Linked DNA regions of Homo sapiens: all the other regions are linked to region 3. Evidence: chromatin loops called from intact Hi-C (ENCODE). Cell type or tissue: CD4-positive, alpha-beta T cell. All regions are shown on one strand.

Region 1 (2,500 bases), 190 kb before region 3:
GAGGGATAGCATTGGGAGATATACCTAATGCTAGATGACGAGTTAGTGGGTGCAGCGCGCCAGCATGGCACATGTATACATATGTAACTAACCTGCACATTGTGCACAAGTACCCTAAAACTTAAAGTATAATAATAATAAATTTTAAAAAAAGAAGTTACACGATGAAATTTTCAGTATCTAGAGGTATGAGAAATAAATGCATACCTAATTTTGAGAAATCCTGACTCTGAGAAGCACTTCTGCAGTCCCAGTAAAAACAAAGTAGCAGCAGCCCTGCTGAGGTGATGCTGGGCTCATTCTCCATGGGAAAGACTGTGCAAGTCTGCAGCAACAGGTTATGAGTGTGGCAGCCCCAGAACAAGGGCACGTTGGAGACAGGGTGTAGCTAGGGAAATTGCGTGGTGCACATTTGAGGGTAGCAAATTATTTCTATGAGGCTCATATTGTTAGCAAGGAAGGACTTTTTTTTTTTTTTTTGAGATGGAGTCTCACTCTGTCGCCCAAGCTGGAGTGCAGTGGCAGTGATCTCAGCTCACTGCAACCTCGCCTCCCGGGTTCAAGCGATTCTCCTGCCTCAGCCTCCCGAGTAGCTGGGACTACGGGTGCGTGCTACCACACCCAGCTAATTTTTGTATTTTTAGTAGAGACGGGGTTTCACCATGTTGGCCTGGATGATCTCGCTCTCATGACCTCGTGATCCGCCCGCCTTGGCCTCCCAAAGTGCTGGGATTATAGACTTGGGCCACAGCGCCTGGCCGCAAGGAAGGACTTGTAATGCCCACCCTCCTAGTTCCATACAAACACACACATGCACACTCGCTAGGTCCAAAGAGTGTGATGAGGGGAAAATAGAGACATAGTTGCAGCGTCTGGATTAGGGCTGAGCCAGCAGGAAACATTAATCAGGGCATCAGGAAACCAGAGTTCTATTCTAAGCTCAGTTTGTAACGTCTTTGTGGACTTGAGCAAGTCACTTTCCTATTCTAAACCTTGTTTTATTTCCTTTGCAAATGAGGAAGTTGAAATACGTGATCTCAAAGATTCCTCCCAGTTCTTCACCTCATGAGACAAATGTAAATCAAGTAACATTCGCTATTGTGATTAGAAAAACTGCATTTACACAGGTTAGCCACTAGATGGGGACGTGCGATTGTTACGTGGCTGAAGGTTTCCTGTATTTCTTTATTTTTTATTTGGCCGCTAGAGGGCACGCCTGCCCTGCACTTAAAGCTGACTACTTTTAAGGAAAGACAAAGGAATTCTTGGATTTCTCCATTTTCCTCATCACCTGTGCTTATCAGAGAATTCCAGGGGCAAGCTACCCTTTCCAATTCATCACTAATTTATAAACAAAATAAGGAGTAAGGAATGCTTCTTACTTACTTCCTATAACATATTTAAGAATGAATGCTCAAAACGAAAGTAATTTATTTAAAACTTGTGTTGAGTCATTATGACTGCAAAATTTTTGCTCATGTTTTTCATATGCTATTCACTTGCAAATTATTAGAACTCTACATGTTCTGTTCATCTCAGCATTATTTATAACAGGGAAAAATTAGACACTAGCCAAAAATCTAAAAACGGGACAGTAAGGAAAAAGCAAATGGTTCTTTTAATCATCATCACTAAAAGTGGTTGTGACTTAAAATAATGACATAAAAGATGCTTCTACATTGTTGAGTAAAACATCAAGATAAATTTAAAATTATATTTCAAGCTTAACATATTCATTTAAAAAGAGAAAAGAAATTTTAGAGAGTTTATCTTGTTGGATTATCAGATGTTATTTTTCTCTTTTTAATGCCATATACTTTTCAAATTTTCAGTGGACTGGTATTACTTTTGTATTTAAAAAAGAAAAATATAAGGAAAAAGAAACCTGTCATGCACTTTCTAGTGGATTTTACTTACCAGTCATCTCTGTGTTTCTGGCATCAGCAAACTGAGCCAGAAACTCAGTGCCTCCCATTTCTTTTTTTTTTTTTAGATGGAGTCTTGCTCTGTCACCCAGGCTAGAGTGCAGTAGCTCAAACTTGGCTTGCTGCAACCTCTGCCTCCCGGGTTCAAGTGATTCTTCTGCCTCAGCCTCCCAAGTAGCTGGGATTACAGGTGCCCGTCACCGCACCCGGCTAATTTTTGTATTTTAGTGGAGATGGGGTTTCACCATCTTGACCAGGCTGGTCTCGACTCCTGACCTTGTGATCCACCCGCCTTGGCCTCCCAAAGTGCTGGGATTAACAGGCGTGAGCCACTGCGCCAGGCCGAATGCCTCCCATTTCTTGTATTCACCTTAAAAACTCCTGCAATGAAGGACTCCCTCCTCCCTCATCTAACCTATTATGTGTGTCGTGAGTTCTGACTATGATATCATTCCTGATGTGAAACCGAAGTCTCTCTAAGTCCATCCATTGGTTCAGTTCTGCCTTCTGACAGAGTCCACACCAGACTTCACATTTCTCCCAATCTTCTTTGTCCTACAAGGGCTTTCTATTCT
Region 2 (2,500 bases), 170 kb before region 3:
GCCCTTCCAATCTGTGCCCTTTCTGCAGCTGTCTTCCCTCCATTGTCATAAATACAATCATGCAGCCAAGTGAGTCCAGACTCAGCCAGCTCTTTCTCATCCATACCCAGGGCTCTGCAATCTGCTTTCTTCTCCTTCTCCCTTTGTAGCCCATAATTGTGATGATCTGCCCCACACACCAAAGTCCACTGTCTCAGAACCTCACCCCAGACCCTCTGGGGGCCCTTGCCTTAACAGTCAGCTTCTCACTGACCACCCTCAGCTGAGGCTGAGGTTCCCTGACACATAGCAGTTCTCTGCTCTGGTGGTGCCCTAGAATCACTTGAAAAGATTGGACAAAACACTGAGGCCCGGCTGGGCGCGGTGGCTCACGCCTGTAATCCCAGCACTTTGGGAGGCCGAGGTGGTTGGATTACGAGGTCAGGAGATCGAGATCATCCTGGCTAACACGGTGAAACCCAGTCTCTACTGAAAATACAAAAAATTAGCCGGCTGTGGTGGCGGGAGCCTGTAGTTCCAGCTACTCGGGAGGCTGAGGCAGGAGAATGGCGTGAACCCGGGAGGTGGAGCTTGCAGTGAACTGAGATCACGCCCCTGCACTCCAGCCTGGGCGACAGAGCGAGACTCCGTCTCAAAAACAAAAACAAAAACAAACAAACAAAAAACACTGAGGCCTGGGCCTCATTTGCAGCTCTTCTGATTTAACTGCTCATGAGTAGGGCCCAGGCAACAGGATTTTGTAAAATTCCCCAGATGATTCTAAGGTGCAGTGATACAGTGTGAGTCTCTGCTCACAATTTCTGGGGAAGCTCCAAGCATGGCCCTTTGCACATGCTTGTTGCGTTTAAGGAAAAGTCCACACACAAATGCAAAGAGCTTCACGAGGCACTTCAAACTAGTGTCCCTTTTCTTCAATCCTCTCAGTGGTTTCCATGGCACCTGGAGTGGCCTAGAAGGCAGTGTCTGTGACTTGGCCCCTGTCTGCCTCTCCTTCCACATCTGGAAGCACTCTCCTATTGCAGACCATGAGGCATCCCCCCGGCCTTCATTCTGCTCCCTTATCCTGGTGACTTCCATCGCAAGCCTGACTTCTGTGCATCAGTCAGCCTGGGCTTAAACATCCCAGGCTACCCCAACTGAAACAGGTCTCCTCCCCAGTCACTCCATTGCATCATTTTGCTTCATTGTCATAGTATTTCGCACTATCTGAAATTACTTTGTTTTTTATCTGTATAAATTTTTTATTGCCCATCTTACATCCCCCTCCCCTCCAACACACACACACATATCCAGTAAAGTAAGCCTCAAGAGGACAATTCTGTCTGTTCTTTCATGTCTGTATCCCAGTACCTACTGCCTGGGAGTACACCTGGAGCTCAGCAAACATTCACTGACTAAATGGTTGCATTTTCCCCAGCAGGATGTACAGACGAAAAAAGACCAGAGGATATCAAATCTCACCACAAGGTGGGAGCATGCGTCCAGTCAATCGAGAGATCCTCTGTGCTGCGCACTGAGAGCACTCGGAGAGAAATCGTCAACGTGAGGCGCCTCTGGCTTTCCATCCTTCCATATCTGTCTAATTAACTCACATGCTAAGAAGACCAGCCATCAAGCCAGACAAGGAAGCTGGGACTTCAAATTTCCCCTACCTAGCCTCAACTATTCTCCCTTTATGATGGGCACATTAATATTCTTCCAAAATATCAGCATCATTTTGCAACTGGCTACAAAATACTTTAAAAGGAAAGATTCCACATGTTCCAGAAATAAAGTGCTTGAAATACTTTTGACGATGAGGATAAAACCCGTGTTTTAAGAGGAAGTTAGCTAAGGCTGGAGAGTTGGAACCCTCTGGCTTACTGATATTTATTGATCAATTACTGTATGCCCAAACATGTTGTGTAATAGTTGATCAGTAACTACTAAGTATAAACAAACTTTGACACTCCTTACCACAAATGGGCTTTAATAATAACAAACTAGTGAAGTTGGTTGGGCACAGTGGTTCACGCCTATAATCCCAGCACTCTGGGAGGCCGAGGAGGGTGGGTCACAAGGTGAGGAGTTCAAGACCAGCCTGGCCAGGTCTTTTGTATTTTTTGTAAAATACAAAAAATTAGCCAGGCATGGTGGTGGGCGCCTGTAATCCCAGCTACTCGGGAGGCTGAGACAGAGAATTGCCTGAACCCAGGAGGCAGAGGTTGCAGTGAGCCGAGATCATGCCACTGCGCTCCAGCCTGGGCAACAGAGCAAGACTCCATCTCAAAATAAAAATAAAAGTAAATTGGTAAAGTCCTTTTTTTATATAGATTTTTCCCATGTGTCTGGGAAGACAAAATGAACATTTGAAACATGAAGCAGTAAAGTGCTCAAATTTGGTAGTTTGAACAATTAAAAGTTAGGGTAACTGTAGTATGCTGTTGAAGTATGCTGAATGAAGTATGCTGTTGAAGTATGCTGAATAAAGAAGAGAGCAAGCAACTTGGAGAAAGAAAAT
Region 3 (2,500 bases):
AGGCGGAGGTTGCAGTGAGCTGAGATCGCACCATTGCACTCCAGCCTGGGCAACAGAGCGAGACTCTGTCTCAAAAAAAAAAAAAAGTTGCACTGCACATTCACAAAAAGCCACTCTCCTTGGCTGCATTGGAGACCCTGTATGATCTGGCCTCAGGCCACCCTGACGGCCCTGTTTCCCTCTGCCCCCCTCACCCCGACCCTCCAGTCCTGCTCCTTCCAACCCCGACACATTCCATATGTCTCCGTCTCCTGAAGACTCAGACCCTCCTAAGGAAAAAGGTGCGGGTCTTGGTGATCTTTTTATCTACCCTGGTGCCTGGCAAGCAACAAACAAATATCATCAGCAGAAAGCCAGGCTCAGCTGAGATCATGAGAGCCCAGGAAGCAGTTATATCAGGAGTAACAACCTGGGTCACAGCAGGCCCAGGACCCTGGAAGCTGAGCTCCCCTATATGGGAAAGGAAGAACTAAAGCCAAACTTCAAGTGCCCTTCCAGAGCCTGAGCTCATCACTGAGAACCTCTGTCTGTCCCTTCTCCTGCAAAGAGAAGGACACAGGTGGGAGAGGAGCATGGGGTGGGAACAAGGTCAGACATAGGCCTGTGGTGGTTTGATCTGTTCCATACCTAGGATGGGGACTGGAGCCTGCTCAGCTTTCACCTTCCAGCGTTACCTGGAGCAACCCTGTGGGGAGCTGTAGGCTGTCCCCATAGACTTCTGAGATGTCTTTCTTTCTCTCCATCTGCAGGAAGATGTCAGAGCCCCAGTCTTTTCCCTAGGAGAGGCTTCCCTAGATGGTGGGAGTCCTGGCCCAGGCCACTGTGGGTTTTACGAAGTTGAAGGTCCTGGTTCGGTGATGGCACAGGGGCACACATAATAACTTCCTGCCTTTCAGGGAGCACAGCTCAGCTCCACAGCAGGACACCTGAGCAGCCAGAAGCTAGAAAGATGCAAGCCTGCCTCCAAGTGGTCACATGTCATAACTGCAGCCCACAACCCAGACCCTCCAGGCAGAGGTGCCTGGGCAGCATTGACTATGGCAGGCCAGGCAGCCACCATCATCTGGCTCTGAAGATTCCACGTGCTCAGGTGAAAGAGAGGTGCCGGTTCTACATGAGCAAAGGAGCATCAAAGTGTCACACACACATGCATTCAGACTTTCACCTTTTATCATGGTTTTAGAAATAAGGATGCATAGGCCAGGTGTGGTGGTTCACGCCTGTAATCCCAGCACTTTGGGGGGCCGAGGCAGGCAGACTACCTGAGGTCAGGAGTTCGAGACCAGCCTAGCCAACATGACGAAACCCCATCTCTACTAAAAATACAAAAAATAGCCGGGCGTGGTGGCACACGCCTGTAATCCTAGCTACTTGGGAGGCTGAGGCAGGAGAATCGCTTGATTCAGTGGAGGTTGCAGTCAGCCAAGATCACACCATTGCACTCCAGCCTGGGTTACAAGAGCGAAACTCCGTCTCCAAAAAAAAAAAAAAAAAAAAAAAAAAAAAAGGATGCATGTTCAGTGAGGTCAAATAACCTACTCCACTTAGTTTGTAAGCATCAGTCTTGGGCCAAAAGTCATGTCCACTTGATGCTGGGATTCCACTTCAATCAAATGAGGCAATTGGACTCTACTGCAGCTAACTGCTACTTACACATCAGAATTACCCAAGGAGCTTTAAACATATTTATCTATCCCTCTGACCCAGGCTGACTGAATCAGCATCCCTGGGTGTGGGCTGGGAATGTGTCTTTTCAGCACACTTCCCCAGCAAGATAAAAGTGCCTCTGTAAACTGAGAGCAGGAAACCAGTGGGCAAGATTGTCAACTCATGGAGTCAGGGACATGTTTAATTCATTTGTGAATCCCCTGGTACTGGCACATAGAAAGCGTCCCATATTATCTGCAAAATGAATGAATGAATAAATGAGCAAGTAGGTGAATGAATGATTCTGAGGTCTCCTCCAGCTTTGATGGCCTATGACCGTGTGACTCCTGCATATGCATGAACACACAGACACAGACACTACACACATGCACAGACACACATACACACTTGGAGCAAAGAGGGATGAAGCCTGCCACACTGCAGGTGGTCCTAGCTGCCTGACCTCCCTTCCTCACACACTGACACACCTCCCTCTTTGTTGACCTGTTATTTATTGTGCACCCATTGGGTGCATGGCCTAGCCCTAGGCCCTGGCCGGAGACCCAAACATGGCCTCCAAGGGCCAACCTTACTTTGTGGAGGTGCAAGCCCCAGAGCTGGTTACAAGCATGGGAAGGGAGGAGGGTGGCCTAGCAGGAAGGCTGGGGAGGCAGTGTGTCAGCCGGCAGGCAGCAGCGGGTAGCAGAGGCCCCCTCTTGGCGGGCAGCCTACTTGCACACTTGGCTGAACAGAGACAATGGTGGCTGGTCCCTCCGGCCCAGCCTCCTTCCTACAGGCAGAGCCCCAAGTCCATGAGTCTCCGGAACCTCCCTCAGAGAACAAGCCCAGCTGG

Evidence for each region. Peaks named below come from ENCODE experiments on the same cell type or tissue, not always from the same donor. Only the 100,000 strongest peaks of a DNase experiment are listed, where the experiment ranks them.
Region 1: a loop joins it to region 3, with 5 times the contacts of the local background. A loop is called at or near these places in 78 of 110 quality-filtered maps.
Region 2: a loop joins it to region 3, with 7 times the contacts of the local background. A loop is called at or near these places in 83 of 110 quality-filtered maps.

Annotation. Positions count from the first base shown.
Region 1 is chr2:113,389,147-113,391,646 of GRCh38, reverse strand. All of the region lies in intron 2 of LINC02966 (long intergenic non-protein coding RNA 2966), which reads right to left. Among named protein-coding and RNA genes, the nearest start is that of ZNG1B, 47 kb to the left of the region's middle. In CD4-positive, alpha-beta T cell, CTCF peaks have their summits at 960 and 1,167 (motif pointing right); a DNase peak (open chromatin) is centred at 1,166; H3K4me3 peaks cover 531 bases.
Region 2 is chr2:113,369,685-113,372,184 of GRCh38, reverse strand. The region is part of intron 2 of LINC02966 (long intergenic non-protein coding RNA 2966); the gene reads right to left. It overlaps LOC107985936 (a long non-coding RNA gene), which reads left to right. Exons shown (of 2, transcript XR_001739651.2): 2 at 1,421-1,793. Among named protein-coding and RNA genes, the nearest start is that of LINC02966, 46 kb to the right of the region's middle. In CD4-positive, alpha-beta T cell, CTCF peaks have their summits at 1,286 and 1,488 (motif pointing right); a DNase peak (open chromatin) is centred at 1,484.
Region 3 is chr2:113,202,558-113,205,057 of GRCh38, reverse strand. It overlaps PSD4 (pleckstrin and Sec7 domain containing 4), which reads right to left. Exons shown (of 17, transcript NM_012455.3): 17 at 1-2,500. Among named protein-coding and RNA genes, the nearest start is that of PSD4, 30 kb to the right of the region's middle. RefSeq lists enhancers at 734-783, 1,124-1,173. In CD4-positive, alpha-beta T cell, CTCF peaks have their summits at 752 and 957; a DNase peak (open chromatin) is centred at 947; H3K27ac peaks cover 849 bases.